Regions from separate parts of the Homo sapiens genome. Here region 1 is linked to region 2. Evidence: chromatin contacts called from ENCODE Hi-C or POLR2A ChIA-PET data. All regions are on one chromosome and are shown on one strand. The core of a region is the stretch at or near the end of the contact, and the rest is flanking DNA. Distances in the headings are between cores, read along the strand shown. Region 1 overlaps GALNT2 (polypeptide N-acetylgalactosaminyltransferase 2). Region 2 overlaps GALNT2 (polypeptide N-acetylgalactosaminyltransferase 2).

Region 1 (6,098 bases), core at 2,634-5,133, 150 kb before region 2:
CTTTACCAGGTTTGTATAATACAAAAGGGAATTTTCCTCTGTATTATCTAAGATCCCTAAGAACATGTTAGGGAGGCAGGACAAAAATCAACAGTTACTGTGAATGACAGGACTTCATTTTTTTTTTCTGGCTGGATAGTATTCCCAGGAAATTAAGTGAAGTAAGAACAGAAAGTTGAATACCATGTTTTCACCCATACATGGAAGCTAAAAAACACTGATCTCATAGAAGTAAAAAGTATAACGGAGGATAGTAAAGGCTGGGAAGGAAGGAGTAGGGATTTTTTCAAGGATACAAAATTATAGCTAGAGAAGAGGGATCTTGCTTGTGTTCTACAGCCCGGTAGGGTGACTCTAGGGACCCATAATATATACAGAGTTTCAAATAACCAGGAGGAGGATACTGAATGTTCCCAACACAAAAACATGCTACATGTTTGAGATGATGGATATGCTAATTTCCTTGATCTGATCACCATACATTATATGTATTAAAAACATCACTATGTATCCCATGAATATGCACAATTATTATCTGTCAATTAACAAATTAAAAGAAGTAAAAATATACACATATAGTATCTACAGAGTGTGCAGTCACTGTCACCAATGCAGATTGATCAGAAATAGGGTGGGTCCATCACAGACCATACAGTGAGTTGATGGCAAATCCTGCAGGCAGTCAACCTAGTTATGGCAACAGGTGCCCAGAATGCCAGGCACATGGCAGGAAATACAACACAGGGGTCAGAACACCATGAGTTTCTACTTGGGTCCAGCAAACTAATGCCTCACTCACTAGGAATGGGTGATCCATGCAGCTGTTACGGGGCTTTAATAAGCAACTCTCTTGTACTAATAGAAAATGTATGGTTACAATCACATAAGCATAAGCAGTGAAAGTTTCCGACTTTACTTTTTACAGTTCCCAACACAACCTAAGAAGTTGTCGGCTGGGCGCAGTGGCTCATGCCTGTAATCCCAACACTTTGGGAGGCCGAGGCAGGCGGATCACCTGAGGTTGGGAGTTTGAGACCAGCCTGACCAACATGGAGAAACCCTGTCTCTACTAAAAATACAAAAAATTAGCCGGGCACGGTGGCACATGCCTGTAATCCCAGTTACTTGGGAGGCTGAGGCAGGAGAATCACTTGAACCCGGGAGGCGAACGTTGCGGTGAGCCAAGAATGTGCCACTGGACTCCAGCCTGGTGACAGAGCGAGACTCCATCTCAAAAAAAAAAAAAAAAAAAAAAGAAGTTGTCTCTATTTCAGAAAATAAAATTTAAATATCCATTTGCCTCACCACAAGATTTAGAATTAGGGGCTAGGAAATCCCCTTGGCTTCTCTATGGGGAATCTGTTAAGCCAACAAGGGATCCTTCCAGGGCTTTTGTGGGAGATTTTCAAGGCTAAGTATAACTACAGTATCTTCAGCGTTGATTTCATTTGAACCCTATAACTTTGAGGATAATTACTCAGTAAAACTCAATGGCTTTTTAATTAGGCAGTTAGTGTTTACATCTTGGTTCTGAGACCCTGGGCAAGGTGTCATGACCTCTGCAGACCACACTCCGTTAAGAAAGCACAAACAGATGATTCCCTGGAAGTACTTAGCATCATCCTTGCATGACAGGGATGTAGAGAAACACAGATGATGCCCCCAAGGAGCCTTACCCCCATTGTTAGAGTTAAGGGTTAGGTTCTTGGTCCTCCATTTTAATTGCTTAAATGACATAAGGACTTACATGATTAGGAAAATGGGAAGCTCTGGTCATTCCAGCGGGGCACACGTTGAGGAGGTGGTTTTGGATCTTACTCGGGCCTCTCTGCACCATACACCTCTCCCAATGCACACCCACAGAGGCCCCTCAGGTTGGCAATGGCTAGTAGTGTGCACGGCCCCCAGAAGCAGAAGCTAGAGCAGTGCTAAGGAGAAAGGCTCACGGCATGGCCTTCTCACGTGAAGCTCTTGAGCCCTCCAAACCTCACTGGGAGTCCAAGTCCTTGGCATAACCCAGGAGAGCCCCTCACGGAGGGACAGATGCCCCAGCCTTCCTGGGCAGAGATGTGCTCCTGCTTGCAGGGTTCATCTTCACCCCAACCTGAACCGCTCAGACCCTAGAACCTTCTAGCACAGCTACATAATAAATACAAACACCAAACCACAATAAAGCAGCTCCTTACAACAAATCTACCCCCCAGTCTCTGGGTGAATGCCTCCTTAGATATGTAAATCAACACTCTTCCTACACGATGACACAAAATGCTGGCTGATGTCTCATTTCAGCTAATAGTATGCAAACTTCTGAAAACCACACTGTTTTTGAGAAATGGCCACCTACACGATACGCTGCCCTACTGGGCGACCCTGGCCTGCTGGATTTCCACTAAACCATTAGGGGATACCCATGGAACAGGGTGACAGAACTCTCTTTAGAGGGTTAACAATTCTGAAGCCTTTTGTACTCAAGTGACTTCAATCCAAGCTTTCCCTAGAGGTTAATGTATCATTTTTTTAAAACAACCCAAAAGGAGTTTGACTCACGGTCTCTCCACCCGTGCAGTATAGTAATCGAGCCTAAAGAAGCTTTCAACATCAAACCAAGGCAGAGAAATCCTCAAAGATGAGATGGTATCACTGACTTCAACATCATAAAACAATGGAAAAATAATAGGCTAGGCTAGTCTTTTCTTTTAAAGTAACAAAAACTTTCAAAGTCTCAAAACTATTAAAAATGAGTGGCCTCATTTTCCCCTTTCCTTCTCCCCTGTCCTCCAGGGTACACTCACCCAAGGACGAATGTAAGTTAACAACACTCAGCAGCCCAGGAGAATTCGCTCAGAATGTCAAGCATTTGAAACAAAAGGCTTTAATTGAAACAAGCAAAAAAGATCTCCCCCACTCCAAACCCTAAACAAACAAAACACATCTTTTCATCTTTTATGCAGTAAATATAAGGCTACCAATATAGACCACAATGTGCAAAATTTTGCTGTGCCTAAACCTGGGTAAAAATAATTTGCATGGGGTATTTAAAAACAAAAAAACAAACAAACAGAAAAACAAATGAGAACCATTCGCAAAGGTAGTCGAGAAGGGATTAAGTGCCAAGGCCTCCCTGCCCCATCGGATTTTCATGATTTCAATTCAATCAATCCCACCAGCCTCGCCGGGGTTCATTTTCCACTCTCCACCACTCAGCATGAATCTGAGCTCCTGGACTGTTTCCCTCTGTTTTTGCAAGCCTGCAACATTCCAAACACTTGGGTTCAGACGCCTTGAAAGAGTTTGCATTTCCCTTCAAAGACTTTATCCGTATTCTGGCATCCTCCACTCTAACCTAGGGAGGCACATTTTAATGCCCAACTCATGAGACTTTCAAGAGCAAAAGGGGTGTTACATATGTGTTTGCAAGGATCGATTAAGCCCAGTGAATGGTCACTCTGAAGCCTTTTAAATTTTTTTTCCAATTGGCACCCTGCCTTTTGCAGAGCTGAGGCACTTCTCTGTCCTGAGATTTGAGGCTTGTACATACCTAGGTTCTCTCCTCCCCACACATCCATCATCATGTCGTACTTCCCCAGTTCTTCAAAATAGAACTTATCCATCACAAACAGCCCACCAGCAATCATGGGGGTTCTAAAGAGGCAGAAAGAAGAGGGGGGAGGGAGGAGAGGGCAAAGTCAAGGTTAGATTGCCAGCACCCTTGCGCCAAGGCCAAGCCTTGATTCCCTAACAATAAGCTGATCTTCAGAACAGCCACACTGCCACTGTTTTCTGCTCAGTGCCCAGCATGCCACTCTCTCTGCTTCACCACTGCTGCCTTCAAATGCCTCCCCCACTGTCCCTGCCTGGATGTTCCCACAGTGCCAGGGGCTGGACTGAGCCTCCCCTATGTGGGAGCGACTGCTGGGGCTGGATCACTACTCACTGACATGCTGCCATAGGCAAAGAACTCGGCCTTTCTGTGTGTCAGTTTCCTTATAGGGTAGCTACGAGGATTGCAAAAAATCATGGGCATAAAGCCCTGAGCACGCTTAGGAAATGCTCCACAGCACCAGCTCTCATTATCACTATCATAGATGAGACTCCACCTCCTACAAGGGAACCCACCATGCTCCTCACTTCATCATCCCAGGAAGGGGTTGACAACAGATGTACACTGAGCTCCCTACTTTGTTCCCAGAAGCGATGCTGTGCGAATTCAGTGTAAAGTGCTGGGAAGGTCTATGGCACACTGCAGATGTTGGCTAAATGTCAGCAAATATATTTCAGCGCTAAGTACTCTGTGAATGCTATCTCACTTAACCGTGTGCCAACTTGGAAGAGGTGGCCCCCTTCTCTCCCCAGCTAGAGAAGGCATCCTGACTCTCAACCAGAAAGCCCACCGCCCGGCCTGGGAATCTTAAAAGCATGGGCTTCATGAGCATGGGCTCCTTCCTCTGCAGGAGAGCAAAGGCCTGCTGGGCAGTAGCAGCAGTAAGCCTCCTGCTGCCCACCAAGCCCCTTTTCCTGGGCCTGGGGTCAGCTCGGAGATCCTGCTCTGCTACAGAAACGCTCTACATTATCAACATACAGGAATGCACAGACCTAGCAGATAGGCCTTATAAACCTATGTGAGACTTCAACTGTGGAAAAGAAATCTCCAAGGATTTTATTCTATGACCTGGTGGAAGGTGCTCATCTTTGAGCTGAGACGAGGGGAAACCGGAGGGCAGAAGGTGAACAGCCCCCACTGGGTCTCCAGGCGGTGCGGGCCCAGCAAAGAAGCTGGAACCTGGGGTCTCATCTGGGAGGGGCACCCTGAAGGATGCTGGCACTTACTTTATAGGGGCGACTGGGTTCCCCTGCCGGGACCTTCTCTGCTCAGGCGTCATGTAATCCCACTTGAATACCAAGTTCCAATCAAAACCTGCCAGCCAGGAAAAGAAACAGGGTGTTGACAAGAGACTGGCCACTTCCTCCCGACACCCCCATTCCTCACAGCTTAAAAATATTCGATGTTTGGACAGAACTCAATGAAAACCAAAACAAAGCCAAAAAAGAAGGTGTGGAGGAGAGAGAAGGGGACTGGGGGCGTGGGTGTAGCTGAAGAGAGAGACCGGCAGTGAGGGTGAATGTTGAAATCTTCTCCCTGCCCCTCCCTAAAGAAAATGTGAGTCAGGCTTTTCTAATATTGAAATGCATAGGAAAAAATGAAATATGGGGAGAGAACTGGGGTCTGTGTGGTGATAACCAGGGCATGTCCAAGGGCTGTAAGGATGTGAGGAAAAAGAGCATCCAACATGAAAATCAAGCCGTGGTACCTCCAACACTGCCCCAGGGGAAGGCAATGCTGGGGAGGGAACGAGGCTTTGTCAGTTCCCTGGGCCAGCAAACTTCAGACTGTATTTGCAGCAAGAATGGAGTGGGAACATGCTGGGAATATGAAAACTTTAAGGGAAAATGAGCCAGCGGAAGTTGCCAAGCTGGGCAAATAAGCTTCAATTTCAGATATATTTGGCACCTGTTGCATTTCATTTTTGGAATCCACAGACCCCTGAGGATAGAAGAGCCTAGACCCTGTACCCGGACTTGGTTGTGGGCATCTGCAGGGCCTCAGGTCTCGCTCTTGCTCCCAGGGTCACACACATAGTGCCTCTTGGAGGCCAGCAGGCTCCACCTGCGGAAGCTGTCCTGGTGCATCAGGAGGCCACTTCTTGGCAAACACATGGCTCATGGTGCTGCATTTCCAATTCCAAGGGTCTGACAGCAAAACCTAATGACTCTAGGGCATGCATCTTTCAATCCTCTTAAGCTCTCTGCCATCAGGCTTTTTGTCAACAGGGCTTTTGCAATGCCTAAGTTTGGATTTGTCTGCATGCTTTGAATTCATAGTCTGTCCGCCCTGACAGCCCCAGTGACTGAAGGATGGCGGGTGAGGGTTTCTGAGTGTCCTGGGCTGGCCAAGAATTTATGGCTCTGGACAAAGAGGCCTCCCAGCTCCCTCACTGCAGGATAGAGTGGCCTCAGGCAAAGAGAGAGGGAAATGGACAGGGGCCCAGGCAGTGGGGACAGAAATGCACAGAGAGGAGACCCCTGCGGGCCCCTGAGCT
Region 2 (6,631 bases), core at 327-2,826:
CGGGTCAGTGGGCCAGACCAACAGCAGTTTCAGCACACTGCCGGAACTCAGAGCCTCAGGTGTTTAGGTATTCATTCCAGGCCAGGAGGAGGCATGGCTCCTGGAAGCAGGCACTAAGCCTGTCATCTCCATTCAGTATCGTTTCTCAGATTCTCAGACTGAAATCTTTAGGCAATTGCATGCCATCCTCCATGGGCACAGTCACCCTTATACAGAGAGATCAACTTGCTGCTCAGAGATACACAGCTGATCAGGGAATACAAAACTTTGCTATCACTCCGAAGTCCAGGAAACAGAGCGGACAATGCCTGGAAATTCTGCACTGCACGGCCATGAGCAAAAAGAGTTGGCATACCCTCATGCACTGTGTCACCAAGTGGTTAATATGCAACTATTGCACAAGACCTGCTTCTAAGAAGTCAAGTCCGAAGACCGGACTAAAGAAATGAATCATCTTTACCGAATTACTACAATCACTATGGAGGCCCAGAAATGTTGAGTAAAGGTGAGTGGGAAGAGGCTGGAGAGATGAAAGTGTGCATGCTGACTGGCAGATACAGCGCTGGATCTGGCATCAGACAGGACTGGTCTGTCCCCACCACTTCCTAGTTGTCCATCTTGAACAAGTCTTTTGACTTCTCTCTGGGTGCCTGTGCCCCAGTTTGTATAATGGATATAATCATGCTTATGAGCCAACAGGACATGAACCTTGATGGAGAATGCAAACACAGGTGCTCACGTTCTCTGAAGCCCCACAGTGAGACAGCACCGACAGACGCCCTCACTTTCGAATGCTGACATTTATGCAACTCCCACCTCATCCGTGCTGACCACTGCGAGGAAGAAGGTGGGACACAGAGACTCTATGTTCCCACAGGAGCTTACACAAGAGCAACACGGTTCACTGAACCGCAGGGACCATCAACTCTAGGGAGCACCATTAATTTTGTGTGCCACTCAGGAAGAAAAACACGATCAATGAAACCCTGAAACACCATCCATGGAAGATGCATCCTGATTTCAGACATGTTAAAACATGAGAGGCGGGGGAAATGTGCATTGTAGAATCAATGATATGGTGCGACAAGAGCCCCCAGTGGGCCCCAGAGCTCGGCTCTGGTCCTGACCAAACAATGTCTAAAACCAGCTTGAGTCCACAGAGCAGTGGGTGTTCAGTTTGGCTGCTCTTCAATAACCCTGGGAACCTGTTTGCATTTCAGACTCCCTGTCCCTCCTGGAGAATGATTCAGTTGCTCTGAAAGGAGGTCTGAGCACCTCTCTAACACATCCTGTCTGTGCCAGCTGGGAAAAGGAAGGCTGGCTAAATAGCAGAATGGATCTAACAGCACAGCAGCTTCCCTTCCACACCCCCAGCCTCTGGCATCAGTACGCTCCTTACAGGAAGGGCCCCAAACAGAGCCGAAGGTGTGGTCTGAATCCACAGCGCCACTGTGGCCCTCCTGCCTACATTCCATTTCTGCTGTTTCTCTGACACTTTCCCCCACTCTGATTCATTTTCCGAGTATGCAGTTGCAAAACCTACGCTTAGAACGGGGGGACTGCAAGCGTCCTGTGTGGCATTTCCCTAAGTCAGCTGTGACTCAGCCTGGCAAGGGCCCAGGTGCCTTCAGAGTGGCTTCCTGCAAAGACCAGTAATGACGGGCCAGCCGCTGCACTCAGGCACATGAGCCAGCACCTCTGCGACTGAGATCCAGGGAAGGAACGGGATCGCCCTCCTACCTCCCAGCACTGCAAATGTCATTTACATTTTGAAGCCACTGGGGACATGGGTGGAACTCTGTGAGCTGGTGAATTACGCATTCCAGGATTTCTGAAGCCTATTAAGAAAGGAGAGCCAGGGTGGGCGGCCATCACGAAGCAGCTCCAACCACCTGTTTCCCTCCTCCCGCATTTCCCCCACCCAGCACATCACATTTATTTTATGACTCGGTGCATCCAACAAGGCACGGCTTTTAAAGCTTCCCATTTCTGATGCTACAGAGCCAGGAAACCAGGAATCAAGATTATCAGGCTAAAATACAGCCGCCTCTCTTTGAGGCCCACCAGCTGGTTCTGAGAACCTACTGCACCACCATGGAAAAGGGATTCCCTAGCCTTCTCTACCCAAATACCCCAGAAGATAAGATTTCAGCTTTTTAAGATAGTGGTTCCATTAACCTTTGGAGAAAGGAGGAGAGACCCTGTTCGGGGAGCTCTATGCCAAATAAAGACAGAGCCAACCTCCCTGCCTCCCTCGGCCCCCCACCACCCCAGAACCTACTGACCCTTGCAGAGCCAGCCTGCTGACTCCTTTGGAGAGAACCATAAGAGAAGCTTCAGGACGCTCAGGAGTTAGAGGGAAAATGAAGCCATTTACCAAACAGAAGCACATGACTGCCTCGCACTCAGTAAGCACAAGCTGAATCAATTAGTTAATTAAACCTGATACGGGGCTCTGTGGGGTTAAGATCTTACACCCTGAGTAAGGAACACTGCTGAAGAAGGAAACAGTCGCTCTGGGAGATGCTGCTACCAAAATCAGTGGAAGGTCAGGTAGGAGCAGCTCTCACGGAGTAAATGACTAGGAGAAGGGGAGGAATGAATAACAATCCATTACCTAATAAGGGGTTTGTCTAAACCAGCTAACTTGTTTCAGAATTGAGGCCAAAATCAGGGTTAGCTGCAACAGTGCCTACATGATAATTATGTGCTTTTTTTTTTTCCTTTTGGCTTTGTGTGTGTGGTTTTGGAGGGATGGGTTCTTTCATTTTCTGTTTTTGTGTGCCACCTACTTGTCTCCTTAGAACCACAGACAAAATCCTGCAAGAATCTCTTTCCTGGGAGCAGAACTCATGCCCTGGTGAGCCCCACAGACACAGACTGCCTCTGCAGCCTGGTGGCATCTGCCCCAGAACCAACCAGAAAAAAAGGTGACTTACATTTCTTTCCAACCACCAAGGCTGAAGATGGAAATCTGTTCACAGTTGCAGATGTTGGCTGGGGAGAAAAGGGGGGCTGCTGCAGGAAGGCATCTGGGTGCTCAACACTGTGGCTAATTATTGCTGAATAAAAAATAATCATCTTTGCATGACTGTAGCAAGGTTGCTCATGGATACAAAGTATATTAAGGTGAAGACAGTAAACACCACACTAAAGGTCTCATGATGTGCAAACTGAGATTCCATGAACGTTACTAAAATCTATTACGGGGATTTTGGACTGACTCCTTGAAATCCAGGGAACAATTATTAAAACATGAAAGGACCACAACTGTCTATTTCTGCAGATAGCTCCTTCTAGCAACTGTTTTCCTGGACTGCCTCACCTAGGAGGTAACAGAGGCTCTTTACAATTCCTCCAAATGCAAATTTGATAGAGTTATAGGAGTCTCTTACTGCACAGTGCTGTGTTCTAAACACGATCTCAGCAAGGCCAATGGACCTCGGGCTTAACCTCAATATGAGCCTCAGTGAGTAAAATGTCACTACTGGTCACATGCAGAGTCATCAAACAACACTCTCGTCCATGCTACCTTCTGAGTATTCTCCAGTCTTCACCCATGGCCCCGCCTCTCCACTGCCCCTGCAAAGAAAAAGTCCTCCATCCTTGCCCTGCCACAACTACTGGACATCTTCAACCTTTCCACCACCCAAGACTCTGTTATTTACCCCACAGAATCTGTTTCCATCAATGGCTATGAAAAAACAGAGAGTGATTTAATCTGTTCGCTTTTTTTTTAAGGCCATCAACTGTCCTGAGTCATCACACTAAGTGTCTGTCATTCTAATTGGATGCAGAGGTGTTTTTACAATAAGCCTGGGCAGCTTTATGTCAAATCAATGAACAATTTCCAACCACCATTTGTAAACAATAATAAATCAAGGACTCTCGAAACGGAACCCCCAAGGTATAAACGTTCCCCTACAGAAGCCCATCTGCTGCAAGCTCTTCCAGAAAATAAACCTGGAATTCTAAAACCTAAAAAAGGAAATGATCCATTTGGGCTTACAATTTCAGAGACACAACTTCACTCTTGAAGACCAAAATTGCCACGTTTATTTTGATGCTGCCATTGCTGTCTCAAGCAGAAGCTCCCCTTATGTTGCTCTATTCCTGATTCACAGAATGAAAAACTGTACATTAGGCCAAGGGTTACTGAGCGCTCAGCATGCCGGGCCCTCGCAAGGCACTGGAGACTGCAGTGAACAAGACATACCTGCCCTCCTGGGGCTTCGTCTAAGCTCCCCTTTTCTGACTTTGAAAGGAAGCTTGTTTTTCAGGAGGGAAAAATCTTCTTCCAAGAGAACAGGCAAAGTTTTGAGCTTTGCATGCCCTTAAAACTTACTAGCACCTAAAATTAGCTTCTCTGATAGATGTGTCTTTGCACTTTACACAATGCAGAAGGCTCCCCAAGAAGGGCAAATTGTGCCCGCATCAACCAGTAAAACCATTCGGAAAACAAAGAGGAGAGCTAATTTTAGGAAGCAGCATTTTCAGTCCAACTACTTTTTGTGCTTCTGTCTGGCAAAGGGACAGAATAGAAGATAAGGAAACTGCCCCCACTAAATCTCTCCTACGGACTGTCCTTACTACACATCAATCCTCTCCCAGGCCAATTGCTCCAAATTACCAGAGGAGGAGGCCATCTTATACGTTTCATGATGAAAGAGAGGGCAATTCTCAGGAGGAACAAGAATAATTATACACAACAAAAGCAGGAACAGTAATCTGTCATAGATTTACAGAACACACAGTTCCACTTAAGATACATTTTTCCTCCATCACTCTTATGTTGTTTATTAAACATTTACTTTTGGCCCAGAGTTTGGCTGATCAGGACCTGAAAAGTTGTTAAAACACCACTGGGACTGTGTCAAGAATCTTTTAAATCATCTAAAAAAGGTATTTGTTTATCTGTCTTGACAAACTGAGAATGTACTCAGCAGGCTTAAGAATTTCAGTTCAACAAACACACCTTGGCACCTGAGGTGCTCAGGGGTGGGAAAACTGAGTGTGAAGAGACGGGCACACGAGTGACCAGAACACGGGGGCATCCGACAGGAGCTGGGCATAAGCTCCAGAGGCCCTGTCCCCTTGAAGGAAGAAAAGGACTGGCGGTGGGAGAAGATGCTTGTTTAACATTTATGGAAAAAGCCAGAATTACAATGAGGCACCCTTGCCATATGACACATTTAGGAGTATGTAGAATACACGCATCTATACAGGCATACACATATGTGTATGTGTATATCCAGTCATGCATCACTTAACAATGGAGATCTGGTCTAAGAAATGCATCATTATGCTATTTCTTGCTCGTGTGATCAGAGTGTACTTACACAAAACTAAATGGTACAGCCTTCTCCACACCTAGGCTAGATGGTACAGCCTACTGCTTCTAGGCTACAAACCTGTATAGCATGTGACTGTCCTGAATACTGTAGGTAACACAATGGTATTTGTTATCTAAAATAGAAAAGATACAGTAAAAATACAAGATTATAATCTTACGGGACCACTGTGATATATGCAGTCTACTGTTAACTGAAACGTCCTTATGACTGTATACGCATGTGTACATGTATATTTCCCATACACTTCCTAAATGTGTACTTTTGTTTATATGTACATGTACACATGCATATACACTTATATGTACATATACACACATCGACTTTGGAGTGAAGCAGCCCCGCATTTTCACTGCACTTCTCAAACTTAAAGCCTTTGTGATCTTGAGCAAGTTATTCGGTTCCCTGTGCCTACACATTTACAAAATCAGGTGAACACTACATACGCCTCACAGGATTATTTTAAGAATAAAAACGCCGGGTGCTGTGGCTCACGCCTGTAATCCCAGCACTTTGGGAGGCCGAGGCGGGCAGATCGCCTGAGGTGGCGAGTTCGAGACCAGCCTGACTAGCATGGTGAAACCCTGTCTCTACTAAAAATACAAAAATTAGCCGGGTGTGGTGGCAGGTGCCTGTAATCCCAGCTACTCGGGAAGCTGAGGCAGGAGAATCACTTGAACCCGGAGGCGGAGTTTGCAGTGAGCCGAGGTCGCGCCATTGCACTCCAGCCTGGGAGCCTGGGCAACAGAGCGAGACTCCATCTCAAAAAAAAAAAAAAAAAAAAAAAAAAGGAATAAAAAGATACCCTGGGCATCCCCCATCCTGCACATTACCAGGCAAAGAGCTGGTGCAGAACTGAGTGTCACCAATGTCCTATGGAGCCATTTGAGAAATATTAGCTCTATTTTAAAATTTAGAAAACATAGAGTGTTTAAGCAAGCTACCTGGAGTCACAGCAAATTAAAACCACTTCCAGGACTTGATCCCTTCATTTTTTAAACCATTCATTCAACGATCTATGGAACTCCTAGTCTGCACCACAGACTGTGTGAGAAGCTGGGAATATATCCTCAGATCAACACTGGCCCTTGCCCTAAAGGAGCCTAGGTCTTGGTTGGGAATAAAAAATGTCATTAACTATTCACAGGTGCTGTGCCCGCAACACCAAGCCCCAGATAAAACAGTTCCTTAGAGTCAGGAGGTCTCATAATCCTATAATGGAAACAAATTGGAAAGGAGGCTGTGGCACACTGCAGACATGGGGACAAGACTGGCCCTTC

What was found. A loop is a pair of places that touch in the nucleus more often than their neighbours do. ChIA-PET counts read pairs that join two places held with the same protein, here RNA polymerase II (POLR2A). Pooled maps may share reads with other maps.
Region 1: a pooled map shows a loop between it and region 2 (2.8-fold over the local background). The contact joins two enhancer-like sites. A Hi-C loop is called at or near these places in 4 of 168 maps with a recorded cell type or tissue (MCF 10A, PC-3, PC-9 and 1 more), 2 of 37 single-sample maps with no recorded cell type and 14 of 50 pooled maps. POLR2A ChIA-PET finds 5 or more read pairs at or near these places in 4 of 52 experiments (GM12878, HepG2, MCF 10A and 1 more).

What each region holds. Positions count from the first base shown.
Region 1 is chr1:230,248,001-230,254,098 of GRCh38, reverse strand. GALNT2 (polypeptide N-acetylgalactosaminyltransferase 2) reads right to left here. Exons shown (of 16, transcript NM_004481.5): 9 at 4,828-4,915; 10 at 3,539-3,642. Among named protein-coding and RNA genes, the nearest start is that of PGBD5, 180 kb to the left of the region's middle. RefSeq lists enhancers at 1,434-2,094, 2,095-2,756. Within about 2 kb of position 3,883, at least 3 of the 41 ENCODE cell types and tissues checked have a DNase peak (open chromatin) inside an H3K27ac peak, as active enhancers do.
Region 2 is chr1:230,099,821-230,106,451 of GRCh38, reverse strand. All of the region lies in intron 1 of GALNT2 (polypeptide N-acetylgalactosaminyltransferase 2), which reads right to left. Among named protein-coding and RNA genes, the nearest start is that of GALNT2, 36 kb to the right of the region's middle. RefSeq lists enhancers at 697-766, 733-1,454, 826-2,025. Within about 2 kb of position 1,576, at least 29 of the 41 ENCODE cell types and tissues checked have a DNase peak (open chromatin) inside an H3K27ac peak, as active enhancers do.